2 separate regions of the Mus musculus genome follow, and region 1 is linked to region 2. A link is a loop called in an ENCODE intact Hi-C map of the cell type or tissue named here. Cell type or tissue: left cerebral cortex. All regions are shown on one strand. Each heading gives the region's core, and the rest is flanking DNA. Links, peaks and the distances in the headings are about the cores only. Region 1 holds the start of n-TIaat1 (a tRNA gene). Region 2 holds the start of Gm30116 (a long non-coding RNA gene).

The links. Hi-C counts contacts between places; a loop is a spot of excess contacts. Peaks named below come from ENCODE experiments on the same cell type or tissue, not always from the same donor. Only the 100,000 strongest peaks of a DNase experiment are listed, where the experiment ranks them.
Region 1: a loop joins it to region 2, with 2.1 times the contacts of the local background. A loop is called at or near these places in 3 of 42 quality-filtered maps.

Annotation. Positions count from the first base shown.
Region 1 is chr16:75,431,139-75,446,818 of GRCm38, forward strand. n-TIaat1 (a tRNA gene) reads left to right here and starts at 3,041; the gene lies at 3,041-3,114. It also overlaps a transcript of Robo2 not described here. In left cerebral cortex, for the core only: no CTCF peak of the experiment used is centred there; a DNase peak (open chromatin) is centred at 8,357.
Region 2 is chr16:75,378,255-75,393,887 of GRCm38, forward strand. Gm30116 (a long non-coding RNA gene) reads right to left here and starts at 14,385. Exons shown (of 2, transcript XR_384964.3): 1 at 10,290-14,385; 2 at 4,480-4,587. It also overlaps a transcript of Robo2 not described here. In left cerebral cortex, for the core only: a CTCF peak has its summit at 3,158 (motif pointing left); DNase peaks (open chromatin) are centred at 6,507, 6,790, 9,520 and 10,327.

The sequences.
Region 1 (15,680 bases), core at 5,007-13,006, 55 kb after region 2:
ATTGTCATATATTCTACCCACTCTGACAATTTCATAGGCTCTTTTTCTGTTAATTATTATTGCATATCTATATGTATATAAATGTATGTTTCTAAATATAACCTGTTTGGTCCACATCCAATGGAAATTTTATTAGTTTTACAAAACTTAAAACTAATTTAGTCTTGATACAGTAAGAAATCTTAAGTAAATTGAAGCTTTCAAACTGTTTTAATTCTGAGACTTGGATTTTTTTTTCAGATAGCATCAGTTTTTAAAATTATAATCCCTTCCAGCTTACCTACTACCATAGCAGCATACTCCATCTGATTCTATCTTACTTCATGCTAAGCAGGATGATAAATAATAGAAACTGGGTATAGAAAGTGGAAAATGTCTCTTCTGGAATAGAGGTGTAATTACCTCAGTGGCAAAGGGCTTGGCTATCATAAACGGGCTTTAGGTTCAATTCATGTACCTGCTACTAATAGTAAATGAGTAAACACATAAATACACAAAATTTAAAGATTCACATATTCTAGATTTCAATTCAAATAACTCAAGATGTTCTCAGAGCACTGAATGACGCCATGATGTTTTTGGAACTCCTGAACTGTAAGACATACCTTTTTCTTGCAAAGCACACAGACTTGAGTACTTAGTTATAAAAAGACAAAGCACAGATAGTTCTTTTTAAGTCCATTATACATAAAATATTTTCTTAAAGCCTCACCTCAAACAATTTTAACTTCATAGTCTATTTAACATAATATAACATAGAACTTTATCTGACAACAAAACTTTATATTATCTAATACTGGTTTTATTCCATGGGTGAATATTCAGAAGAATTGGGATTATTTCATCTCTTAATAGAAAAAAAACTAATATTTTATAAGTTCAACTTAACATAATGAGCATTATATGGTTTTGTTCTATTTTCTTTAAAATAGCAAATGTATAACAATTTTTAAAACTTTATATAAAAGAAAAAAAAAGATACTCTCAGAGCACCAGTTATCATTGGGACCATTGGTTAAATAAATACAGAATATTCTCAGACTTCTCAAACCAAGTCTACCAGTGCCTTTATGTTCTCAGAATAATTATAGGATACACACACAATCCTTTTTCCATCACACAAGCCCCATGTAGTCAGAGGAAACATTTAAATTTTTATTACCCTCTCCAAAGACAATTTCTGTTAATGTTTAACCTATTTGCATAATTATCTCTCATAAAATAAAACTGTTAATTACTCCTCAATTCTCCTTTCTCTAAGAAAAAGGATGTTCGGAAAAAACAAATCGCCAATAGTTTCCAGAACAGCAAACTTAATTTTTTACCTTATAGGAAAAGGAGAGGCAAAGTATGCTACTTTCTCCCAGAAAGTTAGCATGAAGTGTAGCTTAAAGCAATGCATAGAAGAAGAAGAAGAAGAAGAAGAAGAAGAAGAAGAAGAAGAAGAAGAAGAAGAAGAAGAAGAAGAAGAAGAAGAAGAAGAAGAAGAAGGAGGAGAAGATAAGAAGTTCAAAGTGGGCTAGTTAGGCTAAAATTGAGTTACCACCAGGTTTGAAACACCTTTCAAGGCTGTAGGGGGAGAATCCTGTCTGTTCCCTGTCTTTGGCTGCTTCTAGACGTCTATGTACCTCTCTGTCTTTGGCCCCCAGCCTTGGTATTTGAAGCTCATTTTCCACTGAAGTCTTCCTTAGCATCTCCTGTCAGTGCTGACATTTGGAAGGCTGCAGGTCACCCGTGACTCCATATACTCACCAAGATGATTCCACCTTAAGGGAATTTAACTGTTATTGCATCCTAAACCCAACGTGCTTAGTCCCAGGCTTTAGGGCAGCCTTGTAAGCGTCTCTTAATGGACTCACTATTTTAGCACACACTTTATAAGTGAGGGAAATGGGACAGTGTGCTCTAGGCTGTGTATGGCAGTGAAATGACTCAATTTTTAGTGACTTCATAAAATTACTTGATCAGGATTAGAGTTCAGGTTATTAAATGCGACTTTGGTATATTCTATGAAAAAAATTAGGTTCGTCAATCCTTTTTGTTTGATGTCCTTTTGGCTTGTCAGTGCATCACACACTCAATGCAGAGTCTTTAGAGATACTGCATATTCAAAGGCTGCCTAGATAATGCAAAGCGAAGTGAAGTTGCTATTCTTCAGGATTCTGCATTCCTGTGCATCACCCCCTCACCAGTAACACATGTCACAAAACCCAGTGCTTAGCATGAGCCTCCATCCCCATCACTATGTCTAGGGGGCATTTAAACGCTTAGCTTCACTTACTCGTTTTCCCCAACCCCTCGTAATTCTCCTTCCCTGTGCTGGTTGACATTTATAACACCCTCATGATCACTACGTTGTATGCCAACACACTTATCCTTCCTGATCCGAGTTATTTTCCCCAGGCCATTTTTTTTTCAATTCCTCAGCAGGACTCCAAACTTCATGCACTGGTAACCTCACCTGCTCAAGATCTGTCTGAAGTTAGGAATTTAGTATCTTCCACCTTCAAGAGTCTCCCTTGAATTTCACAGTTAAGCAAAGACCCCCTTGGAGCCAGTGACAGCATAGCTGCCCCTAGGAAGGAAAGAATCTAAGGAACGATGTACAGAAGCACATTTGGGAGCACAATTGACTTTTATGCACTGACGCCAGATGCATTTCATTCCTATGCATGCTGAGGGAAGCAAGTTCATCTCATATATCAGAATAAGCATCTGTTCTCCTACATCGCGCGGCCGGATATTCATTATGCTTAGGCAACAAAACACTTAAGGAAATCAAATCTCTCCCCAATTAAAAAAAAAAAAAGGTACATCAAAAGATTTTCTTTTTATAAAAGTATCTTAACCAGCTAATCTCAAAGAGACAAAAATGTCTCTTAAAACATAATTTCTGCTCAGATAACTAAGCAAAGTCTAGGATAGAATTTAGGTAAAGGGCTGTGTACAGTGTTGATAACTGAAAAGTTATTTGTCACTTATGACTATGTGTTGAGAGGCTTGAATCTATAGATGGCATGTGAAAGTTCATAAAGAACCTGGCCGGTTAGCTCAGTTGGTTAGAGCATGGTGCTAATAACGCCAAGGTTGTGGGTTCGATGCCCGTATGGGCCAGCAAACTGCCTAGATTAGCCAGGCAGGCCATCATTGGGAAGAGAGGCCCATTGGTCTAGCAAACTTTATAGGCCTCAATACAGGGGAACGCCAGGCCCAAGAAGAGGGAGTGGGTGGGTGGGGAGTGGGGGGACATGGGGGACTTTTGGGATAGCATTGGAAATGTAAATGAAGAAAATACCTAATAAAAATAATAATTAAAAAAATTCTAGCATTCTGGAAGCAGAGGCAGGCAGATTTCTGAGTTCGAGGCCAGCCTGGTCTACAAAGTGAGTTCCAGGACAGCCAGGGCTGTACAGAGAAACCCTGTCTTGGAGAAAAAAAAAAAAAAAAGAAGAAGAAGAAAGAAAAAGAAAAAGACAGTTTTATAGGCATGCATATTAAACATACGCATATGCTATTAAATTCTTGTTCCTTAGCACTTCAGAAACAAAAATAAAACTCATAAAATTGTCTATCAGACCATGTGAGTGCCTTGTTCTTTGAAAGTGATGCTCAATGATAATTTAAAAAGTCCAAGACAGACTCATGAACGACTTAATAATCACATTTCAGAGAAAAACCCTACAATTAGAGAAAACTGCTTCATAGGTCCATGCGTCTATTTGTAGCATGATCAAATATAACATTTTAAATATGGATAGCTCGTATGAATGGTATTCTTTGTTCTTCTTGCATTTTGTTTAGGAATCTGAATGCTAATACATTATTACAAGACCGGGACTTGAACCAGTCATTCTGTGTGAGCATTCTACCAATGACCTCTAACCCAGCTCTTTTCACTTTCCTTCCTTTTTTGTTGGTTTATGTCTTAATTTTAATTTTATTTTTTAATTAACTTACCAAGTGACAAGTGTTCTTCTGGGATACTCTTACACACTAAATTTTTTCCCTTTCCCATGCCTCATATCCCTTGCCTCCCTGCTCCCCATCTTTATTTATGTCGTTCACCCTCATTTACTCTTCCACTTTTATATTCTCTACTATTAAGCTCCACACTCTGCCCATGAAAATCTCTCCACTTGTATTGTTTCTGATTTCCTAGCTTCTATAGACATTCATTCTCACAAAGATAAAAAAAAAATCAGGAGATTCCTAAAACATACAATGTAACATATATAAAAATTTTTAATGAAGTCACTATATAATGGGGAAGACATTATTTTACTTAGACATTGTATGTATACTACCAAACAAAACCCATATTACCAAGAATGGGTTATATCTTCCTGAGTTACTGAACCAAGAGGGATTATAGATACCCCTGTCTCAAATATTACAGGCTATTGGATATCCTCCACAACTTGTTAAACCCCCAAGGCTGATAACACTGCATATTTATGGCATAGAATATGGAGAAATCTAGCTTGTACTTTTCTGAATGTTTCACCTCTCATAGCTAGGATTCATAGTGCTAGAAGGTGCTAGACATGCTATTACAGAAGAAAAGTAAGCTCCAACCTCGCTCAGCTACAAATATTGCAGGTTATAATAATGATGTCAGGAAGATATGTCCACAGGTGAAAAAGTGGCATGAAAGATATGGAAATAACCCACCACTTCTTTTCTATCTATGAACCATTCCCTGAGATGGAACACATATCTCATATTGTCATATGTGGTCAAGAACCTGAGAATAAATAGATTAAAGTTCCAGGGGAGGGGAGAGCTATTACTACTATCATTCTTCTAAGTGAAAAAACAATAACATAACTTTTACTAACACCATTACGCCCCCACAAACAATATATCAACCCACCATCAGTAGAGAAGCCTTTTCTTACAGTAGATAGTCATTAGTTTGGAGACACATAACTGAACAAATTACAGAGAGAGGAGTCTTTATGGAGTGTCTTTGTCAGAGACTTCCCGCTAAGACTGAGTGATCAAGGTAAAAGAGGTGATGAAATGGATTAAGAGCTAAGAGTGATTGAGGACACACAGGATTTTCCAGATCAGAGGGTAGATAAACATATGAACTTAGAGAGTCTATGTCAGTATGCACAATACTTGCACAAGCTCATGCTAGACCTAAAGAGAAAGAGAAGAAGGGGCTACCCTAACCAAGAAGCTACTCAAAGATGATAGCTTCTGAGGCAGGAAAAGTCAATTTTCAATAGGTTGTTCTACCAGCTACACTCTAGGACAGGCCCTATGTTCAGGCCAATACAAGTCAGACCCCATGTTTTTAGTGGCTTTTTCCTTTTACTATTTGTTTGTTTGCTTGCTTTTGTTTTCATATCAAGGGAAATCCTTTTTATTCATTTATATAATGAGGTATTTTATCCAGATTTTTCATAAAATATATTTTTATGATGTTTCCCTTGTCCCAGTTCCTCTAAGAGCCTTTTACATTTATTTGTTTGTTTGTTTGTTTGTTTGTTTATTCTTGGTTTTTTGAGACAGGGTTTCTCTGTATAGCCCTGGCTGTCCTGGAACTCATTTTGTAGACCAGGCTGGCCTCAAACTCAGAAATCTGTCTGCCTCTGCCTCCCGAGTGCTGGGATTAAAGGTGTGCGCCATCACACCTGGCTACCTTTTACATTTATATCCACAAAATTTCTCTCTCTCCATATATGTGTGTGTGTGTGTGTGTGTGTGTCTGTGTGTGCTTGTGTGTATGTGTGTATTACTTATATACACATACACTAAAGAAAAAGAAAATAAACAGAAATGATATGAAGTTAAATGGGAATGGATGAGAAAGGATGTCTCAGAGAAATTGGGGAACTGGAAAGAATATGATAGAAACTATATTATATGAAAATCCCAAAGAACAAATGAAGAGGGGGCAATTTTTTAAATTGGTAAAAGGTTCCACCATTCCTGCATTTCTTTATTACTAAGATTTAAAAAGTTCATCTCACCCCCATTGGTGTAAATATCATTTGTCAATGGTTTACTGTTCTTTGTATTTTAAAATGTTTACTTGATACATGTGTTATGGGGTTCACAGTTATACAGTAACAAGTTACCAGTTTTGCTGTCAACCAAAGGTCATGAAAAGGGAACTAATGATTTATTCTAGGTGCTAGGACAGAAGGTAAAATAATGACTAGGTTTATCTATACTTCACTAATAGCTTAGTTATGGTTTTTCACTCTCAGTGAACCGGGGTAGCTGTGACAGGTGATGGATGTTTAGCCAGATAATTACTCCTAATGGATATGCATGTAAACATTCGCTGTTGTAAACTTCCATTTCAATTTATGATTTGATTTTATGTGTGAATTTGTGATGAACTTTTTGACATGTGATCATGTATGTATCCTGATAGATATATAAGTGCTGAGGACAAAGAAGAACTGAGCCAAAGAACTTTGTCAACAGAAAACTTCTTCAACAAAGAGAAGAAGAATTTTCTCTACCCCCTTTTTTATTCATTCATTTTTTTTCTTTTTTCTTAGAGAACTTTCTGCACCTTAGTAACAAAGTTATAATGACTTTTCAGTGTCCCTTTTTTCTCCTGTGACTTCTACTAGCAGTTAGAGCAGCACAGCCCCTGCTGAGAAGAGAACAAAGGGCACATTACTTAATCACCATCCCTCCCTCCCTCCTGCTATTAGACTGCAGGTGTAAATGGCCTGTCAGCAGCTTTTTACCCTCAGAAAGAGCAAGAAAGTTTTGAGGACCTTTTGGAAGTTATCATCAGTGGTTCAGTACAGTTAGAGAGTTAGAACATCTGGAGACCCCCAGTCTTTAAAGCCACATGAGAGGCCTACTGTGTCTCATCTCAACCCACTCCAGGCTACGAGGTTCCTTGCACCCTTTAGCAAGTGGTCATGTGCATACATGTGTGGCTGGTCATGAAATATGAAATTTTCAGATGTTTCCTGGCTCTCAAGAGTTTGCCCTGATGACAGGAACAATAGACCCCAGAGCTAGGAGAAAAGATGATGCAGAACATATAAGATGAAATAGCCAGAGGGGGGAAAAAATCCTCATTTTTTTTCTTTGCTGCTGAAGTGCACTTAGAAAATAAAAATGCAACAAACCTGATAATAAAAAATGTCAAGTAATATCCCAAGAGTGTTCTCAAGTGCCATTATCTCATTTGGAGCCACTCTCTCTCTCTCTCTCATATCCCTTGATATGTGTGTGTGTGTGTGTGTGTGTGTGTGTGTGTGTGACAGATATATAGATAGATATAGATATAGGTATATTACTTCTATCAAATCCTGCCTAAGTGCTACACCAGTGTGAACCCATGTCTTAGTCAGGGTTTGTATTCCTGCAAAAAACATCATGACCAAGAAGTATATTGGGGAGGAAAGGGTTTATTCAGCTTACATTGCCACATTGATCTTCCTTACCAAAGGAAATCAGGACAGGGATTCACAAAAGACAGGAACTTGGAGGCAGGAGCTGATGCAGAGGCCATGGAGGAGTTCTGCTTACTGGATTGCTTCCCTTGGCTTATTTAGCTTGTTTTCTTATGGTTCTCAGGGTTACCAGCCTATGGATGGCATCACCCACGATGTGCCCTCCCACCTTAGATCACTAATTGAGAAAATGCCTTACAGCTGGGTCTCATGGAGGCATTTCCTCAAGGGAGGCTCCTTTCTCTGTGCTAACTCCAGCTTGTGTCAAGTTGACACATGAAACCAGGCAGTAAACCCACTAAGTATGCTTCTAATCAGAATGCAGATCTGACAAGCTTTGTGTATATGAGTTCCATGACCATTCTAAAATGCATTCACTCCCATTCCTAATTTTGAATTCACAATGCTTAAATCCTAAGTTCTATCTCAATATTTTAGACTATTGTATTAAATAAATCATCCTGTATTAAATAGTGCTTCATTCCAATCATGTGGTCTCATCAATTCCTCCATGTGCTTGCAAAAATCTCTTTGTAGTGTACTGATCAACTATTTTATACAATTTACCCCAATTACATTTCCCATGTCTTTGCTATTTCTTTTTATAGAATCTTTGCAAGTTGGGTTTTGATTGATTGAAAATATGTTTTACTCCTGTCCTTTAAAAAGTCGCTACGCTACTTGCTTTTACAAAATGTATAATGATAACATCCAGTCAGTCTTATGATTTACTAGAGAAAAAATTAATAACAGCCTCACTTGCTACACATACTACCCTTGATGTAGGATATGGATAATGAGTGAGAGACAGTTGGTGGCATGAGCAACAAGAGGAAGATCACCATCAGCTCTCCACTTGGAGACATGTCCACACACACTTCCTTCCGCAACTGAAGTAACACCATATGTTCTCAGTGAAGTGGGTGGTGAGAGTGACAGTTGGCCTGCTAAAGAGGGCCATGTGTACAGGCAGCCTACCACCATCCTTCTTACTGATGATGGCTGAAAACTCAGTTGAAGTATTTGCTCATCAGAATAACATGGCTGGAGGAGTAGCTTCCGCAACGCTACAGTTTCTGCAACTCTGGGTCTGGGAGCTAAAATTATACAGGAAATTTTTGTAATTTTATCAATAGAAATTACTTAAACATCACCCACATTCCATAGTCCGATCTTATCTTCCCTCAACAAGTGTATCCTCGGGATTCTGTATTTGCTAAGAGATTTCTGTCTCTTATCAAAATGATGATTAAGGATCAACTTTCTTTAATTTCATGCTATACCAAATGTCTTTTTTCTTGAGTTCAATACTCAAAATATTTCTCATGCCATAAGAAATAAGTATGAAAAGAAATTAAAGTAGCTTATAATTTTTGGATATTAGAATTTCTGTAAAGCAAGGAGACAGTGTAATGTGGCAATCCAATGTAAAACTACTATTAAAGTTAAAAGACAAAAATGTAGGTGTATTGTCATAATTATAATAGTTTTGTATCTGAACATAAATTTTCTATGTAATTTTCACCACTTCAAATATAGTTCATTTGTTCTACTGGTCATAGAATTTATTGTCTGAAGGTCAGTGCTACCACTGTGATCAGATAAGATAATTTACTTTACTCTTAATGGTTTCTTTTTAACAAATGACAAGGCTTTTAAGAAGGACGATGCTCTTTGCACAACAACCATAAAGCATGTCACATCTATTTACAATATAATTTTAAGAAAAATGAATGACAAAATTGTGAGGAAACATGAATTCATTTGCATTCAATTAATCTGAGTAGGGCATTTTCAAGTTCATTTTGAGAACAATAGCACAGAAGGAAAATGCATCCATCTTACACAATGGTCCTCTGTGGGGTTACCGGAGTATTTGGAAGGATGACATGATTATCATTAAATACAATTCACATGGCCATATAACTCATCAGAAAATATATTCACTGAGTTAATGTGTGAAGTGAACTAATTATTATTGCTCAACTCCAGAAATCCTGTGAGGTCTGGATTCTATGAAGCTTAAAAGACAAAATAAACTTTTGTGGTCACGATGCAGGTATGGCATGGAAAGTATAAAGCTTTATAAATAAATAAGGACAACAGGATACTTGGCAATATATAGCTAAGTGATTTAGATGTTAACATAGATAAATAATGAGATTAATTTCTTAAGTTGGCTGTTTGATTGCAAATAGTAAGTATTCATTTGATAAATTTATGAATATAAATTTATAATTATCAATTGTTACTAGAAAACTTAAACATTAATATATTCAAAAAAGATCTAAAACTTTTATTGTTCCTGATATATTATTTTTCCATAGGAAGCAATTAATTTGGGGGCTTGAGGTTAAAAGGACATCAGTAGAATCAGTGGCAGATTAAACAAATGTCCTCAATGATTATTTCAATTATTTAACCTCAACGTGAGTCAGTTGCTCTACTAGATTGTTTAGGTGACCAAACATGCAACCCAGAATTATAGTTGCAGAAATGAGAGCTCATAACCTCTATAATCACCTGTAATTCTATCTTGAATGAATCCATCACCTTCCTAGGGCCTCTGTATTTGTATGCATTTGAACATGCTTCTCTCCCCCCTCTTTCACACACACACACACACACACACACACACACACACACACACACATATGCACAAGTAAATAGCATTTAAAAATAAATAACATAAAATAAAATGAACTGTAATGAGCAAGTATTGGTATTCTGATTTTAAAAATCTAAAGACAGTGAGTTTTGCTTTGTTGACAACTGGTCACAGCAACAGTGAAAAGCCAATACATCATTATGTGAGTAGAAGCAATAAATATTATCCTAACAAATTTAAGAAAATACTCAAGGACAGATGAGAGGAAGTGATAGATCAGAAACAAGACTTCCCTTGGAAGGGTATTATGTCTTTCTTATTTATCCTCTGAGCTGCAGTTTTATAAGTACCATCATTGTCTTGTCAATAGGAATATATACATTTATAGTCCAGAATGAAAATTTCCCTTCTCTGTAACCCCATTTCAGTTACCCAATAACCACTACATACCTGATGGAAGAACATCTTCATGTAAGTATTCTTATGAACAGAGTAGTTGCTGACCTGAAATGTTACGCCTGAAATAAAATCCTTTTAACCCAGACAATGTGAAGGAGAGTCAAATATTTTTCAAGAAGACCAATTACATATCCATAAGGAACTTAATGTGGGCCAGGGAGATGGCTAAAGGCACCCAAGCCTCAGACATTGCTTTATGATTCTGTGTTCAGTAGACACAAAAACTTTCAAAGCATAATTTTCAAGACATGTCCATTTCTTCCCATTTGTTCAAACTAAATCATTAATCCAGTATCCATTATTTCCATGTTAAATGGTCAAAATCCAGACATGAATTACACTACCACAAATAGAATCTTATGCAAACAGAAAAAGAAACTCTCATGTAATTGCTGACCAAATGCCAGTAGAAAATTCCTAATGGCGAAGAGAAAAAGAGAGCATTTCTCTTGTTTAATAAATGTTTGTCTTTCTACTGATGTAGTACTGTCCTGCATCCTACATCTGATAATTATTCCCTGGTACTACATAATAATAATAATCATTGTGAAAATACTTATTTTAATGTTATGTGGTGTCTTGTTTATAAAATACCAGACTAAGAGTAGAAGATGAGTGTAGGTATATGCAAGGCTGACTCTGAATTTGAGGATGAAGATAATTGTAAAGCACCTCTCCAAACTCATGGATGAAAGCAGGAAAAATATGTATTAGGTACCATCCTGATGTGCTGCGCCTCTCACATACATAATTCACCTGAACACTTTAATATAGAAGGAACCAGCATGTGATGACAGATAAACATACTATAATTTATTTTTAAATGTTGAATCCTCATAATTTGTGTGTGTGTGCATGTGTGTTCATGTGCGTGTATGCCATAGCCTGCATAGGAGTGAAGGGACAGTCTCTTTCTCTCCTTTCCGTATAGGATCCAGGAATTAAATTCTAGTCGTGAAGTTTGCAGGGCAAGTTCTTTTTTTCTAGGGAGTCATTTTGTCACCTAAACTTAGCAAAGTTCTCATTCAATCTAAAAGGTTTCACACTTGTTGACTTAGCTATTACCATTTCTCTGTTCAACCTTAATACCTCAAGAAAAACATGGTTCGACATGCATAGTCTTTTCAGTGGAAAACTCTGGAGTTCAAGTACGACTTGATTCACCCATCCACTTTAGATGCTTGGTTTGCAACAAAGAGAAAAATTCAGCAAGCCAAAAGTTACAAAATTGTTCTTTCCAAGAATTACAGTCTAAATGTAATGCATGAGGTCCTGGCTTCAATTGCTTAGCATCAACCACACACAAAGAATAAAGTCTTGGTCAAAGTCAATGTCGTAGCTCCTCGATTTCCCCCTATTGTTCCTAATTATTCTTAAATACTGCCTCAAATATACTCACACAAAGATATCTCACACTGAAAGTGCTTAGGTGAAGCCCATGATGGTTAACCAACACTATATTGCACAGATTTCCATACATTTTATGCATTGAATACCTTGTAATACTTCTTCATGCTTGCAATACTACTTCAGAGAGGGTTAACGAAATCTCAAATGAACAAGAGCATAGATCTGAGAGAATAAGTCTAATCCTCCTCCATCTCTTCTTCTCTTGTCTTGTCTAGTTTACTTACATTAATGTGATCTATGTGGAAACCACTAGGCACTTTCTAAAAACAGTGAAAAAATTCAGTTTCAAATTTTCCATGTAAACATTATTCAGTGGGCACGAGAGAGAGAGAGAGAGAGAGAGAGAGAGAGAGAGAGAGAGAGAGAGAGAACTTTGTGTTTTCATCACAAATGTTTGTGCTTCACCTTCACTGTCACCATGGCAGGACCACACCTCAGTCACACAGTGTTATGAAAGTAGGTCAGATAAACTGAGAGGTGAGTAGTAACTGCAATCATTTTCGTGGGACCACAGAACCTTAACAGTCTATGTCTAAACTTGTTCAAATACTGCAGCAAGTGAATCAGTATCATTATTTTCTACAGCAGCCTTAACCAGATATGGAAACACACACACACACACACACACACTCACTCACACCAAGCTGTCAAATTCCCTCGATTTTATTGGGGAGCTCAGAAGCATATTCTTTATTGGTCCCCAAATTTTCTTTTTGGAATTTACACATAATTTCTAATCTTTATTCTGATGGTATGCAGAACAGAGACGACTAGGCACTATTAGTTTTATCACATCAAAGTATATGCATGTCTCCCTTTTTCAGTTATATTCTAGGTAAATAATTTCTAAATAAAGATAAACTTCGAAATAAAGATGTACCACTGTCCACAGTCTTTCCTGAAAACTAAACTTATGTATTTAGAGTTTCTCCATATTTTTTTTCAAATCTCAGCTAATATGTATCTGAATGAATCACACAGGAACAGAAATAAGGCACTTGGATATGGATTCCTTCTCAGAAATATAAAATAATGCCAGCATCCAAATGCCCTACTTGAGATATTGTACAAGATCTGAGGAAAGATAAGATTTTAAGATTCCAGAAAAAAAATGTTTTAAGTCATCCTGAAAGGATTAGGTCAAATGGCCAGGAGCCAGAGAACTAATTATACTGACTCATTTGAGAATACCTACTCGTGAGTTTGCATGAAATTCTACAATCAGATGCAAAAAATTGCACAGCCTCTATTTAATCACCACATGTCTATGTATTGAATTTATACTTCTCACAATAATTTTTGAAGTCTATGAGATTTTAATAAGTTCTCAGTCTCGTATTCATTATAATTGACAAACCCACAACGTCTTTTTTTTTTTTGAGCATAGAATACACCAACAGCTACAACCTTCTCAAAATTCACTAACTTTCTAACAATTAATATGGAATCTTTTAAGTTAAATATTTATTTGTTCATGTACATGTGTGTGTGTGTGTGTGTGTGTGTGTGTATGTATGTGTGTGTGTAGTCATATATATGATCTGCAAAGGCCAAAAGAGAGCAATAGACTCCTTTGAAGAGTAGTTACAGTGGCTGTTAACAAGCCAATGCAGGTGCTGAGAACTGAACCCTGATCTTCAAGAACAGAAAGAACTCTTAACTACTGAGCTCCAACCTATGATATGAACATTTAGAACACACTCAGATGTACACACACAGAGACACAGAGAGAGTCACTATTACCAGATAGTAAAAATTAAATAAACAAAATGAGGAGTCAACTATATGGGATTTTCATTCCTCCCCTAATAGTTAAAATAAGCTTATTTTGAAGCTATTTGTATTAGGCACCAAACTACTCATACTTTATTTTTGATAAACATGGTCACAACTTAAAAACTAAAGCCAGTCTCCTTTAAAAACTAACATGAAGTATGCAGCTTCTGACAATGTGCCTGAGGACTCTCGGGAACAACTCACTCTGAAGGCTGAAGTTTGCTCTTACAGCAAGTTGTATCTGTATTTATAGTTCACTCTGGGTAGTTTAAACACATCGACATGTGGGTTGCCTTCTGGATCACAGGACAAGCGTTGGCCCCATGCATATTCTGAGTAAGCATTGAGACTGCCTTTCAGTCTACCTCTTTTAAGGGGACACATTGACACTTAGGGACTTCGGAGCCATTTGAAGATGAAAAACATTGCTATGAGACATACTTCTGTACATTTGTGTTCAAAGTCTTCTCTGTCAAAAGATAAAATCAGTTAAATACCGAGAACACTTGAAAATTGTCTTTCAGCCATCATGCTTTTAAATTCTTCTTGGGGTAGTCTAAACTAAAAGTGTGTGTAAATTCTGGAAAAGACCTAAAATTGAAGTTGAATACATTCCTGCGTTAAAACATGGCATTCATTAAACTTAAAACAGTTGTTCCTTCCTCCAGGATCCAGTTCTCATGTTCAAGATCGAACTGATATCTCTGTTTCCCAAAACTTCCACAAGATGGAGAAGCAAGATGTTTGCACTGGAAATTTCTAACTCAGGTGCAGCCCTGATCCAGGTGGCCTGAAGGGGAATGAGTAGAGTACGAAGGCTCTGCATGAGTGAACTCTGCGTGCACCTGTATGGGTTGTGAACGTTCTAGAAGTGCTAATAAGTGTCAAGTGATCCTTCACAAGAGAGAAAGTTTATCAAATACCTGGAAGATTTTTTAAATCTCACCCCCATGTCTGGGATAAATGAGAAAGTTGTATACCTCACTGCTACTAATTTTTGTGGTAGCCCACCGGACAAGTGAAACATTCATAAACTCTACTGACAGGTAATTCACCACAGGGTACAAATAAATACTGAATTCAGAAACAGAGGCCCAGGCTACATAACAGAAACAATAATGGAAGTTAAAAAACTGTACCAAAATACACAACCTTCTGTGTTCACAACGATGAGCTATTACTATTACTGTACCATGCACCGTCTAAACCAAGTTAACTTTGAAATACCTAAAGAATTCTGCTTTTCACAAATAAGCATGTTCTGCCACACACACACACACACACACACACACACACACACACACTAAAGGCACACTGAAGCAGGTATAAAATAAACCTATACTGAGGTTAACCGGGAGAATTGCCCATACCAGAAGGAATTCCTGAAAACCCCATTAATCCTTTCTCGGAGACCTTCACAGGATGATAAATCGCCTTCCTTTTCATGTGAACTCACCACTCTTCTTGTAGCCAAAGATTTCCAAAGTGAGGAGAAAAGCATTCTCCGTAAGTCATCCTCTTCAAAGTTATGTTTTCAACTCCTCCCTAAGCCCCCCTCAAAAAAAAAAAAAAAAAAAAAAGGTACCAGTTTTGGAACAGAGAAGATGAAGAGGAGATGGAGTGAATCAATATGGCTTTTAAGCTAAATTGCCGTCACATGTGAAGCCTATCTGGGAGACTGAAGTTCCCTTTAATGAGCTCAGAGAAAGTACAGAAAGGATAAGGAAAGGAAAAAGAGAACCCAGGTCAATCAATAGAAAGGCAAGGGAGCACACTCCTGGGCGCAAAGGTAGGTCACATTTCCCTGTTGCTTCTTACACCCAAATATACTTTCCCATGGCTTTCTAATCCCATGCCTTGACTTGACAAAAATTGAGCACGGAGCAAGATGATAGTCGGGCAGAATGGGTGGCCAGAATTTTTGTCCTAAGAGCTTATTTATCTTATTATGCACACACACACACACACACACACACACACACACACACACA
Region 2 (15,633 bases), core at 3,128-11,127:
TAATAATATTTATACTTGTTTAAATTACTGAACATATTTATGAGACTAAGAGGGCAGTACGTAACTAAGGAAAACTTGCTGGGCGTGGTGGCGCAAGCCTTTAATCCCAGCACTCCGGAGGCAGAGGCAGGTGGATTTCTGAGTTTGAGGCCAGCCTGGTCTACAAAGTGAGTTCCAGGACAGCCATGACTATACAGAGAAACCCTGTCTCGAAAAACCAAAAAAAAAAAAAAAAAAAAAAAAAGAAAAGAAAAGAAAACATACCAGCCTGAGAAGTCTATACTCTACACACATGAAGCAAAATTCATCAGTATTATGGAAACAAGAGGTTAACTCTCTAGTTTGTATTGAATATTTTACCTTGATACCGCTTAAGAGTTAAAGAAGGCACGGCAACCATTATAGTACTTAAAAATGGTTAGTGTTATTGTCACATTAGAAACACATAGAATTCTAAGGGATCATATATAAAATACACAGGGAACCAATGCCCACCCCAGTGCTGAGACACAATGCATGAAACTATTTTAAAAAGTAGTTTAATAAATGACTTCATTGTAAGCAAATCTTGAATTACAATACAATTAAATAACAATAAGTTATGAAAGTGTGTAAATATTTGTATATGAAGACACTGTTGTAACTATTTAATTATCAAAGATTTCACAAGGTACATTTAAAAAATACCCTATTAAATTTAGTGCAATCACATTAGAAACCAAAATCTATAGTACAATGTGACAGATAGTCCAAAGAGTAGAGTATGGAGAAATTTATTTCAAGATAGTTCTGCTCTTTAATTCTGTGTAGCATTAACCCAGAAATACACTGAAAGTCTTCCTTAGTCATAGCTTTTCTGCTACATTATTCTGGGGATTATAACTGCTATAAAAATAAAGTAATTTAAGAATAGATACACTTGCATATGTTAACTCTATGTAGAGCTATTTAGTGTGCCCCGATTTCTCTTTGGACTCTGATCCTAGCTTAGACCTTTGCTAAACCTGGAACAGTTATTAATGAGGACGAAGAACTGATCTGAGCTCTGATGCATTTATGTTTATCCACAAGTTTTTCTCCTTTGAAGGAAATTATTGTTTTCTTAGACTTTTCTCCCCAGAAACCTAAGGTAGAAAATATATAGCATGGTGAATCAAAATGACCAAGAACTAATCTGATTTTCACCACTTTAATCTTCCCGGAGTGATGGAAGCAGTATTTCATCGGAGCTGACTTCCTGTGATCTTTTCATCTTCACCCTTTCATTTATCACTCACGACACTTCCACGTGGAAGTTATGTTTTTCCCAATTTTGTTTGCACATCATCGGCTCACAACACCTTTACTGAGGCCTTGTGTAGAGTCTCAGATAGTCATTGCATTACTCTTCCCATTAAATACTGATCATCATTTTTCTATGTCTACATAAAAAAATTTCAAAAGTATATTTCATCTCCTGATATAAAAGAAATAAATATAGTTGTATCTGTTGCTAACTCGTGTGTTTATGCTGCCCCCCCCTAAGAAAGCAATGTAGATTTCTTATGTCTTTTTATCTGATGAAATAAAATTAAGTGTAGGAAAGAAAAACACAAAAATTGCAGCATTTTCATTTTACATAACCTAGCCATTTCCATTTATAACTAATTAAGTCTCAAACATATTTCCCAGGAAACATGAAGCTTTATAACCAATGACTTACTAAGAATGGATTTCTAATTTGAGACATAATTCCAATTTTTCCTTATACACAGTCAAAATGTTCTCTGATAAGAATCCTTCATAACAGGAGAATGCTGATATATCTCAGACCCACCAGAGATTTCACAACCAAATACCAATACTGAATTTTCAAAATTCTAATAGAATATTCTCTAAAGTTTTTAATGTACCAAAGACTGTGAAGATTTTAGTCTTATATATATTTAATATATTTTTGTATGTAAAATAATGCTCCTGGCGGTGGTGGCACACACCTTTAATCCCAGCACTTGGGAGGCAGAGGCAGGCAGATTTCTGACTTTGAGGCCAGCCTGGTCTATAAAGTGAGTTTCAGGACAGCCAGGGCTATACCAGAAAACCCTGTCTTGAAAAACCAAAATAATAATAATAATAATAATAATAATAATAATAATAATAATGCAAAAAATTAAGTTCAGAAAATAATTAGCTGGCTCTAAATCACATAATTTGAAAATGGGAGATATCGGGTTAGGTCCAGGCTGTTTGTGTTCGGAAGAGTTTGGCTAATTACTATTTTTTCTAATTCCACCAATAGTTTCTTGATATTCCAAAACATGTAGCTAATGGCAACTAAGATACGGTAAATGGGCATAAAATAAAGGCCACATTGAAAGCAAAATGGCTTTCAACCAGCAATAACTGAAATAAATCCTGAAATCTAAGAAAATATATAAAATATCCAATAATTTAATAAATAAGGAATAGGATAAGAGACAATTCATTATCATCTTTCTTGAGCACTACAGTAAAATGACTTTGAACCTTTTTATCCTCGCCCTCTCAGGTCTACCTTATGTAAATGGGTTTTATAACCTCTCATCTGGGAAGTGAACTGTGCTGAAAAAAGACGAGGCTATGAACAACCTCAATGAACAACCTTCAAGTCATTGCTAAACTCACTATACTGATAATTGTCTGAAATCTGACATGAATTAGAAGTATCCTCTATCTTGCCCATATTTATGAACTAAAATCCAGAACTGAATGAATCACTTGTATTGGTATGGTCTCTTCAATAACTAAGCTAAATATTATTCTTACTTGTCTTCACTTCAGCAATGTTTGATGCTTTCTAATGGGCAAGACGTGTGGTGCATTAAATACCACCTATGGATGCTAGCAACTTGGTACTGTTAGTCACACATAAGATTGCCTCATCCCTTATCATTTATTTATTATCAATAAAAAGGGAGGGATGGCTGAGGTTCCTGTTTAGCATACCAAAGCAAATGCTGGGGCACCAGCTTCTCCCTGCATCCCTCAGTCTCTCCCTGTTACAGGGCAGTCCTGCCACACACACACACACACATATCCTAAATTCTCCAATCCAGTGCCCAGTCTTCTCTTTCCCATCTCTCCTTCCCTATATAATCCAATCAGTTCATTAACTGACCCTTTTACTCTGCCCTCTTGTGGGACTCCTGGTTGCTGCACCTGGTTCCTCTCTTTCCCTTCTCTCTTCCTCTCCCTACAGGGTCCAGTTCAGTCTAATCAGGCCCACTGTGGAATCTCCCAGATGTCCCTGCCTCTGACTATTCCTCCCTTTATTCACAATAAAATTTCTCCTGCCCTATTAATATTAAAAGTATCCGTTTTCACTGATACAATAATATATACTTTGCAAACTCATGAGAATCCAAAGAAAGGCCAGAGAAAGAACTTTTGAAGAATCATTTAGATACTAGTTCTCAAATCTGAGGCAAATTTCAATACACATTTATATCATAAATGTGCACACATGTGTATGCATATATTTAATAGAATTAGATATCCAAGTTTTATAAAACACCAGATCTCTTATAAAGGGAAAATATATCTCAATGAAAGCATCTAGGATTACCTATCTCTTAAAAATCTGTTTTATCTATAATTCTTCACATTTATCTGACTTAGGTTCTCTGGTCTTTTTTAAATGTACTTTTTCCTTGAAATTTGATGTCATAAAGCAATATGTTTATTTTATAAGCATAAACAGAAATGTATCACCATTTCTCATATAGCCTTTTTTATCTCACTGTGTTTTTCATAGGTTGAGGTTCTAGCAGTCTTTTAGCCAACCATTTTGCAGTTAGTTACTTGTTAGTGTATATTGATTGTTGGATGGTTGAATAGCAAAGAGGTTAAGATGGTAGATTTTATAACAAACATGTTTCTGAGCAGATGGTCTGTAAGGCAAAGACAACTTTTTAAAGAGTGAATATGGCTTAAGTATTTATATTTAAATGATGCTATATTTAAATAACATATTTAGAAAAATCAAAGTAAATGTTCCAAACAATGTTAATTTCTATCGACATACAGTTCCAGAGAAACATTACATATAAAAATTCTACTAGCTATCATAATTCAATTAAGGCTTAATATATGTAAGAGAACATATAAACTGATACAATTAGTGAAAATGCTATTAGGGAATATATACCAAAGGGTATGGGAGTCTGTGTGTGAATAACAAGAAATGAAGCAATCAATTTCCAATTTCAACAAGCCAAAGAAGAAGAAGAAGAAGAAGAAGAAGAAGAAGAAGAAGAAGAAGAAGAAGAAGAAGAAGAAGAAGAAGAAGAAGAAGAAGAAGAAGAAGAAGGAAAAAGAAAGAAAGAAAGAAAGAAAGAAAGAAAGAAAGAAAGAAAAGACTTAACTCACAGTCATAACACAAGGATATATAATATGAAAGAAGGACAGCAAAAAATGAGAAGTAAAACAATGAGAAGTAAGCAAAAGTTGCAACTACATTTATTTTTTCAGGAAGTTACATATGCGTGAAGATGGACTATACATTAAATCAGACTTTGGGAGGCAGGTCTACGCAGGGCACAAAGGACACAAGTCTGACATGATGAGGATCTGAAAGATAGTGTCAAAGAAATCACAGAGGAGATTGTTTCAGGATTTCTTGCCATGTTCAATTTTAATTTATAATTACAGTTAAAAGAACTTCACAGATAGACAAAAGAATCTTAAATATCTTTAATTGGCAGACAAGGAATTAACAATGAAATATTGTTGAGTTTATAATCTTGATAAGTTTAAATTCACCAACAGTTGATGAGGCTCTTATTTAGTAAATCATGAAAGAGAAACATTTACGTATATATTTCATCAGGGATGTGTATGCTGAATATGAGAAAAATGGGGAAGGGGAGGTGGGAGAATTAATTAAAACATTAGTTGCATAAAAAATCCACATGAAAATTTCTTACTTGCTAGGTCAATTTAAGAAATATGTTTTGAAAAATAGGAGAGATATCCTGTATGGGTAAATAATGCTGTTGTAAAAGCACAATAGTTATTCAACAAAGACACCATAGTTGAGCATGGATTCCGTCATTATGAGGTCCAGGGCATCTCAAAGACCACTAAAGTTATGCAGTCTATTAAAATTTGGCATGTTTGATTACTAGAAAGAGTTGGTAAGACTTGATGGCTTATAACACCGCATACCTTATAAGACACAGAAATCAAGAACTGTCCAGGAAGTTTTCTTTTTGTTTGCATTTACATCCTTACAGGCTACTATGCAGACTACTGGGGAGGGGGGCGTAAGACATCGATAGACAAGCTCTAAGGTCTATGAACTACAGTGATAAACCTGCTAGACATCTGACTTAATAGTAAAACAATAGGTTACTGAGGTAACCAGCCAGTTCCATTAGGTGTCAGATCTGCTCCACAGGAGGGAATTCATAACTGGTATAGTAAACCAAGTTAAAAAAAAAAAACCCATGATAGAAGAGGATATACGACCTAGCTAAATGAATATTTACTCAGAATTCCTTCTAAATATTTATATTTATACCCACATACATATGTTATTCTCTACCTTAATCACAGAAGGGATGCTTTGCAGTGAACAATAGTGAATGTATATACTGACATTAAGTGCTAAGAACAAGTGATGGTTCAGTGCTCAGCTATAAATAATACAAAAATATCACCCATCCAGATGTTATAGAACTATAAAAAAGGAATGGAAGGGCCAGAAATAGAGAGAAAGGCTGAAACAAACAAACAAACAAACAAAACCTATCTTCCAGTAATCACTCATCCATTGCCACCATGATCCTGTAGCTGCTGAGGTAATCTCCAATGTAGCTGAACAAGACTGATCCTGTCAATAGTCACGCACAGAAGGAAGAGCAATCCCTGAGGCATTACCTCTCTATGATGTACAATTGGCTACAAGATGATACTGAGTAAGGGGTAGCCAGTGTGTTTAGTAATATCGTCACATGTGAGCCTATCAGACTTCAGTAGATACGCCCAAGTTCCCGGTCACATAGATCATCTGGATTAGACTCAGTGTGGCATTAAACAAAAGAAGTCATGAATGTGATAAGGAAACTTGTAGCAAGGGCAAGGTTTAGCAGGTCTGAGAAGGAGATAGAATTCAGTCCACTAAAGTGACCAAAACATACAACACATGTGTCTGAAAAAGCCAAATAGCAAGTTTAATTAAAATTAAAAATAAATAGAATAGAAATTTAGAAATCGTTCAAAAATACTAATCTTGAATTAAATCAAGAGTGTAATCTGAGGTGACATGTCAATAGATGGACTCTTGGTGTGCGGGCTGTGATGGTTTATCAGTTCATGTCACAAATGCACATATTCATATGAGCAAAATGCTGGACCCCAAGCTCTTCAATGTGTAAGAACAGACTTTCACAAGCCTCCTTTGGGAAGACTAGAGTTTGGATGGTTTACAGCTGTGAAAATATGGACTGTGACTTAAACAAAGTTGGTGGTGTCCTCAGCAGCAGAAGAAAGCAGTCACTATTCAAAAGATTATCACCCGGCTTTCCACTGATCCTAAAAAATGGCTTAAGAACAGAATGTAAGTTTTAGAGGGGATAATTTCCCTTCGGCATCACCTCCTCACTTTGAATTCTTCGAATGAGACTCATTGCCACCTTTCCTTGCTCTAAATACCTCATGCCATGCACTATAGAAGTTTACCATAAATTTACTTCCAAGCTAAAGAATATTTTATCTATTTTTGGATGCTTTTGCACATTCGGTTGTGCCAGACTATAATATATACTTTCCTTCAAAAGAAAAAAAAAAACGTGCTTTTCATCACACTGCCAACTAGTAAAAATTACCATCTGGCCATGTTAAAAAAACCATCTCTTTCTTCTTTTCTTTCTATCCAGCTCACCCCCAATCCACTCAGAATCATAGTCTTCATAGACTTTTAAAGTTGATACCTCATGTACATTCCTCATGAAGTCTAAAGCTTTGACTCAAGGTCAGAGGAAGTAAAGTATTGCACTTTCTTTCTAAGGAAATAGCTGAGTCAAATATAGTCCACACTACGGTACACTTAAGATTTCTTGTTAAATTAAAAATAAGAACCTGAGGCACTGAGGGCAACCTCATGCTGATTACTGACGACAAAATGACTCCGCTGGCCTCACTTGTGTTTCTATTGCATTAGAAACTCATAGCATTCAGCCTTCTTCACGTTGTGGGCATTAGCAGAGCATCTAATTTTAAGCAGGAAAGCATTTCCATCAAATTGTACCTTAAATTAAGCTAATTCTATCATCCCCGGAGTAAGCATCGAATACCACTTATGAAGGTCAGAAGACCTATTCTCTCTCTCCTAAAAGCACTGCCACAGGTACATTAAAATGCTCTTACGTTGATTAGACTTTATGGCAAGGTTAAAATGTGGCTAGCATTTGTGACAACAGGTGTCAACAGAATTAGGGAACTCTTCATTCTCTGTAGAAAGATTTGTCCTCCAGAACACAAGGTATGACATAAGTAACAGGTATAAGTCAGCATACTCTGGAACATTTGGTCACAAACGAACAGAGTTGCATTTTAAGAAATAAAATGTAATCTTGAATTAGAAATTGTGCTTTATATTAATGGAAATATCAACATAAAATTGGAAATAAAGGAGAAATAAAAATGTGTGTACTACCCTGGGTATTTACTTACGTGTTTATTTGGTTAGAGGGTGAGATCTTTGATACAGTGTCTTACTATATGTGGCCCTGGCTTATTTAATCTCAGAAAAATTTCCCTGCCTCAGCCTAAGTGCTGGAATTATCATTACTAACTACCACACACTTACCAGGAGTTTTTAAAGAAGCCAGTCAGACCATTACCTTTAATTTTAACGACTAGAAAATTTTCAAATCTTAGCAAGATCACCATTAATGTGACTCGAGGAATTCATAGCTGGAGCAAGATGTGGAAATCTTTTTTTAAAAAAATAAATTTGAATATAGAAAAATGCTTCATTTGAATATTCTTTGTCCACAGTCATGGCTAACTATGCTCAAATTTAAATTGGAAAAAAATTCGGAGGTATATCTTCCATCTTAATTCTTATACCAATTGTAGTTATAACTTCAAGAATATGTCTGACAACGTATACTGAGCAGAGAGTTTGGTTTATTCCTCCCAAATGTTTTCATGAACACTTGATGAAATAATGACTGAGGAATTTTCACATTCTAAAGTTTCTTGTATATCTTCTTTCATTGTTTTGGGTTGACAGTGCTCTATAATATGAAATGTCTAAATTTTCATTTGATGAAATAAATTTAAGTTTACTTATCAAATACTAAGGCTGTTTACTTACTATGTACTGTGACATACAGAGCAGTAACTCTATGCTACATGTTAACTTTCATATTTTATTGCTTGAAACAAATGTGCAGTTTTCAGATTATCTACAGCTTAATGACATTGGTCTATATTATGTTGGCCTCCTGTTCCTGTATATGACCCCTGGAAGGGACAGGAGTTGCTATGATATCTGCACTAGAGAGAAAGTTACCTATCCTGCTGTTCCTTCCATGTGTAGGCACCCCAGGTATGGTCACATAGTGGAAGAAAAGAGAGAGAAGACACCACAACATATAAATGTATACGTATGCTTCAAACTATACTGGACTTGAGCCCAGTTAGTGATGCTAACTTATAAAACCTGTATTTGATTTTTAAAAAATACCAGTATTTTTATGACAAAGTCCATTTGAATGAGATTGGTTGTATATATATTTCTCTATATGGTATGCAGAAACATTATTATGCCTTAGGATTTCATTTAATGCTGAAAAGTCATGGACTTACATGCCATTCCCTCATCAAAGTATGTCCTCTCGTATTGAAGGTTAACATGCACTATTAACTCTTAAAAATTGGTCTCAGTTAATTAGCTATACACAGAAAAACTTCATGTCAAGTATATGGAACTATACTTTCTTTTCAATTTTGAAATGTTTTTCCTCTTTTAATTTCATACCATTTCCATCAGTTTCATGACATGTTCATTTGCTCAATAATATAGAATTTTAAGAAATATTTTGCAGTCATAAACTATAGTTGAAAATTTAGTGAGTACTACCAGTTGCACTTTAGATTAAAAATAAAAAATGTGTTAAACTTTTAAAATACTAAGTAACAGTACACAAATTACTAATGCTTGTTGACCTATTTTGTACACTAAAGGTATTGATTTGAAATCAAAGATCTCAATGCAATCCCACCAGGAAATAATTGATTATTATAATCAATGAGTATGTGGTTTGAGTAAAAAATAGTTCCCATAGGCTCATGTACTGAAGATTTAGTCCCTCTTGGTTCTTGGTGGCTGGCATTATTTAAAGAGATTACAGACCTTTTAAAACAAGAAGCCTTTCTGGAGGACACAGATCACAGGATGGCTGACTTTGAGAGTCCACAGACTCACTAAATTTCCAGTCACTATTTATTTCATGTGTGTGGTTGAAGCTATGATTTCTTAGTCACCTGTGTCACCATCTGTTCCCAGGCCTGTACTGCTATTTTGAGCTCTTCTTCTGAAATCCTCAACTGAAATAGACTATGTATTCTGTTAATTGTTTTGGAAATGGTATTTTTATCATATCTACACAAAGTCACTGATACAGTACCCACTGAGCCATGTCACTGACCCCTATACAACTCCTCAAGCACAGTTACTACTCAAAACAATGGGTTTATGATATATTTACTTGCATCATACTGGTAATAAGAGCACTACCAAACATGGTTTTTCTTTTTAAGCTCTGGGCTAGAAATATTTATTTAAGCCCATTATTTTCAGTTTTTTATATATTTTTCACACAGTGATTTTTCACATTGACTAAGTGGTAGGGCCTATTATTTATTGTGTTTTGATCACCTTACATAATTCACTGAACCTTTGCTTTGGTCTTCATAAAATACACTGTATTCTGGTAATAAAATGACTTTCTGATCTACCCCAGTAGCCTGTGGTTACATAAAATCATGACCTTATGTAGCACTGTGAATTCTCCAACTTTCACCCCATCATTTAGTATAAGTACTTCTTGATATCCTTGCTTCATGGAGTACAATCAAAATATTATTGTTTCTATATTTTCCTATAGCTCTATCCCTCTACATTAACTCTCCATCAATCTACTCTATAGTTTCTCTCTCATACCTTTTCTCTAGCACTTAATGACAGTTTGATCTTGACAGTTTGATCTTCTCCCTCTTTTTTTTCCACCTCTGCAATCTGGAATATTGCTTTCACTTACATGATGCTGAAACCATTCCATCAAGAACTTTTCATGAGGATTTCCATCTGGCGCGTAGCTACTTTCATTTCCATGTCCTGCTGTCATTCCTAGCTAATGTAAAATCAAATGTTAGCATCTCTTTATAAACCATTCCCTTTCTTACTCCTGGCTTTCAAATTTCCTTCTTCCCAAGCACTATTTTGCCCATTCCTCCCCCCCCCCGATACATATTTAGAGAGTAAGTGATATCTGCCTGTTTCTTTGCACTTAATCAAGGTCTATAACCTGCCTAACTTACTCTTCTTTGCCTTTCATTTTTAGTTCCTGAGCTCTTGATTGTATGATCTGATCTTTCTTTCCCATTACTCATTACATGTAAGAGTCATTTAAACTTCCTAAGTGTGATTTAAACTTCCTAAAAGCAAAAGTCTATCTGCATACTCATTGTATATACATTGAGCATGTCCATTGTACCCTTGATCATTAAATGTTAATCTGAATAATATCTACCACTCTAGGTTCATTAAGAATGGTTAAAAAAAAAACCCTATACCTGGCATCAGAAAGGGCCATGTATTACACGACAACATAAGAACACCATGTACATTACTGATTTTTACAGGTTACATATTAGCACTTAAACCCCTTTGCTTTCAAAGTTGATGGAAAATGATATATTATACTTCCATAAGTTCTAAGTAAAGAAGTGTCGTGAACTCGCTTCTTTGATATATTCCTTATGACCATGATTGACAGGGCATACTTCCTCTTCATCATTCCACACTAGTGAATTAGGTACCCACTTAGGCCTTTTACATGTGCCCTATTTCTGTCACTCCTATATAGGGCAACATGCAATGCAGCACGAACCTGTGGTTATAAACATAGTTATTTAGAAGTCAGTTTGATAGCATGACAATTAGAAAACAACATCAATAGCCTTGTGCTAGCCTGAGAATTCTCTAGCCATGGGCTTTTACTCTTTACAGCACCATTTATGATCTTACTACTGTATGGCATGTAGCTTAGAACTAAAGTACTTTTATGATTGCTAACTGTATTTAAACAGAATTTTATACTTTTCTGGTAATAAAACACATATCAAAGAGAGACTTTATTAATTGCACTGCATTCTTCTTTTTTAGATCATTGAGATTATAATGATATCATACCTGCTTCCTGTTCCTTCTTCCAGACCCGTTGTATCTCCATTGTTCCATTTCAAATTCATTGTCACCCTTTTCTTTGAATTTTGTTATACCTGTGTGCATTTCTTTTTTCTTTCTTTCTTTCTTTTTTTTTTTTTTGTTTGTTTTGTTTTTCGAGACAGGGTTTCTCTGTATAGTCCTGGCTGTCCTGGCACTAACTTTGTAGACCAGGCTGGCCTCGAACTCAGAAATCTGCCTGCCTCTGCCTCATAAGTGCTGGGATTAAAGGCATGTGCCACTACACCTGGCTACATGTGTGCATTTCTAAATTCACAAATACAATCTGTTTACTCTGTATAATCGCAATGGTATTTATGTTTTCAGGACTGAACATGTGGTGTTAGATAATGATATGGTATGTTCTTCCCTAGGAAGATGATTTCCTCCACATCAGTATTCCTTAATTGTCTTTTGTTCTTTGTCAAGGGTTGAGGCTTTGTGTGTTTTCCTCTGCCCACATTAGCATGTTCATTGATGTCATTCTTGTATAGGATGGACACCTACTGGTATTTCTCATTTTCTCTTCATCTGACGTTCACATATTCTATCACCATTTTTTACTGAATTAGTCTATGATAGGGTCAAGATGAATATGGGTTTTTAGATTCAGAGAGTACTCCAGCAAACACCATGATATTCAAAACTGACATTCATCCTGAGTGTCCAGTAATCTGCCACTGTGTTTAGTGCATTTTTGGCCAAATTAATTTTTATCCTTCTTTTTTCCCCTGTAGTTAACAATTTTGCATTGGCAATTCTATGTATTAAAGCAGCACAGTTGCCTATATTCTAAGTTGACAATTCTTGTATGATTTTTGCATTTTACATTTTGATTTTACATGTTTGGTTTTAATGTTTTTGCGTTTGTTTTGTTTTTTTTTTAAGTGTGTGTGTGTGTACTTGTTTGTATGTACTATGGGAAAGAGAATGAAGGTTCTGCCAAACCTTGAAATCGAACAAGAATGTGACCATAATTCCCCAGCTACATGTCTCCGTAGGAAGTGACATCCATTCCCCATGACAAACCAGTTTTCCTGTGTTTGCTGCTATGGATTCACAATAGACACACTATGGAAACTGGGACAACTATCCAATAATGGATCAATAAAGAAATAGTGGAAAATATTTATCCAGTAAGATAAAACAAAGCTTAAAACACAGGAGACATTGCATTATTGACATGGAAGAAATTTGGAATTGTCTGGACAGTGAATGGCATCAAAGAGAACTAAAATGAAAGAAAATGCTCACCACTATGTAGAGTTCAGAAATATGTCAATTCATATATCAAGTTGAGTATTACTAGAGAAGTAAGAGAGAAAGTCTATGGAAAGTATATCGAATAAGGTAAAGTTGCACTCCTATAAGAAAGACTAAATAACGAATGTATCAAAGAAGACAGAAGTTAGAATATTATATGATACACACGTATTTATGAAGGCAGATTTTTATATGCTCTTATATGAACAAAAGTAATTAAAAAAATTCACAGGTATGCTAATTTGTTCCCCCTGGTCATAATTTATTATGTGTGTTTATGTAAAAACATCCCACTGCACAGCACAAATATGCACACTAAAAATGTAGATATGTATACAGATAGCCTATAACATTAATATCCAAAATGTATATTATATGGAGCTGCCAAAAATGTCTTAGTGAGTAAGAAGTTTGCTGGCAAGCCTGAAGATGTGAGATCAGTCCTGGGGACTCACATCATAAATAGAGTGAACAGACCCCTTCAAGTTGTCCTCTGACTGTAACATGCATTTTGTGGCAGGCCCATAATAACAGGTATATATACTGAAAAATAAATCTCAAAAAATTAATATTTAATATATAGATTCATATTTTCCACTCATGGAGTAAGAACAATAAAAGAAGAGGCATTTATAATATTTTCACAGCCACTAGAGAAGCAAAATTGGAGATGAAGAGTTGAAAGAAAAGTTAAAAGTACTTGGAGCTCTTGGTCAAGATGCATATTCTGGCTATAAGCATGTCTGCGCATGATTCAGAATTGTCAGCAATTCCAGCCCCAGCTGCAGGAAATCCGGTTATACATGGGTTCTGCAGACTCTCATATGGGGGCACTAGCCCACATACAAATGAATGCAGGCACACAATTAAAAAGTAAAGTAGAATAAGAGACAAAGCTAAGATTGAACATAGAAAGCACAAATTAGATAATCAAATAAACACAAACTCACTACTAAATTCTCTGTCCATGTATGTAACAAAATCCATACTATGTACAGTGAAATGAACTATCCAATGCTCAGCCTAGGCATTTTATTTATTGCAGTGTTAAAAGTAAGCAAGACTCCAGTACCTGCCACAGTAATTACATTATGTTTATCATAAATGAATGCATGAACTCAGATATAACTATCACAATAGATTAAAATCTAATCTATATTTTGTGTGTAAACAGATTTCACCTAAAATTCATAGGGTTTGAGGTATCTTTGGTTGTTTTAAATTTTTATGATTTGTTCAAGTCATTTTAAGTTAGTATTTTTGCATGATATAGCTTTTGGGCACTAATATTTCTTCGAGTCAACATTACTTCAAGGGATGGATTCCAAAAATTGTTTTCATTAATGCCTACTTTCAAGCATGATTAAAGCTTTGCAGCGTGTTCACGTGATTGTTTAAAACATCTGCTATTCCTGGACAGGCAACATGACTCATCAGATAAATCTCTTCCCACCCAGTCTTGGCTAATGCTAATAATGTAATCAAGGCATAGTAACAAACAATATTCAAGATTCCTCCTTATATTGTAATAATATAGGTGTTACATGGGCATCATGTTGCTTTCAGAACAAGATATCAATATATTATCAATATAAAACTTCTATAATAAATACTACACACACACACACACACACACATATATATATATATGGATACACAGACACACAACCTAAAAACATAAGTTAGATATATTTGTATTTTTGATGACATAATAATGTTTTATATATATATATATATATATATATATATATATCACTAAGATTATTTGAAAATGCAAATTATTTAACTACAATTACAAAACAACTTTTGCTGTATGCTTTTAGAAAATGGCTAAATCAAGATAAGAACTGAACTCACTTCTTTACAGAGAAAAACTCCTAAAACTAACTAAGATTTTCTCACAATTGGCTTATAGACAATTCTAAAAAAAAAAGTCCTGGGATGAAAACCATCTCAAGCTGGCGGTGTTTACTGGCATGTGCCTCATCCTGCTGACAGCCATTTCATTCTGAGATACTTTTAAAGGAGAGAAAAAAAAAGCGCAAGAGGTTCCAAGTTTTAATAATTATATTGTTATGTTCCTTAAAAGTTATCACACTACATAATACTTAACTCCCTATATACTAAAGACTTCAACATAAACCCAGACACACTGAATGTGATAGAAGACAAAGTGGGGTATAGCTTTGAACTCATTGACACAGGAGAATACTTTATGAACAGAACCCTGTTAGCGCAGGCACTAAGATCAACAATAAATTGGACCTTAGCAAACTAAAACTTTTGCATAGAAAGGACACCATCAGTCTGACAAAGCTGCAGTGTCCAGAATGGAAAAACATAGAGCACTAATATCCAAAATATATAAAGAACTTGAAAAGCTGAATAATAAGATAACAAATAGCACAATTAAAAAGAATAGGGTATGGATCTAAACAAAGCTATGAAAATAGGAAACTCAAATGGCTGAGAAGCACTTAAAGAAATGTTCAACATTCATAACTATCAGGGAAGTGAAAATCAAAACTGCTTGTTTCCTTCTAACTCTTATCTGAGTGGCTAAGATTAGGAGAACAACATCTGGTGACAGTGAGGGTGCAGAATAAAGGGAACCCTCATCCCTTGCTGGTGAGAGGGCACACTTGTACAGCCACTATAGAAATCAGTGTGCTGATTTTACAGGAAACTGGGAGAAGATCTACTTCAAGATCCAGCTATACCATTCATGGACTACTTTCATAGACATATACCCAAAGAACATGCCATCCTGCAATGGAGATACTTGCGTCACCATGATCATTGCTGCTGTGTTCATAATAGCCAGAAATTGAAAACAACTAGATGTCCACAAACATAAGAATGGATAAGCATGTGACATTTACACAGTGGGATAT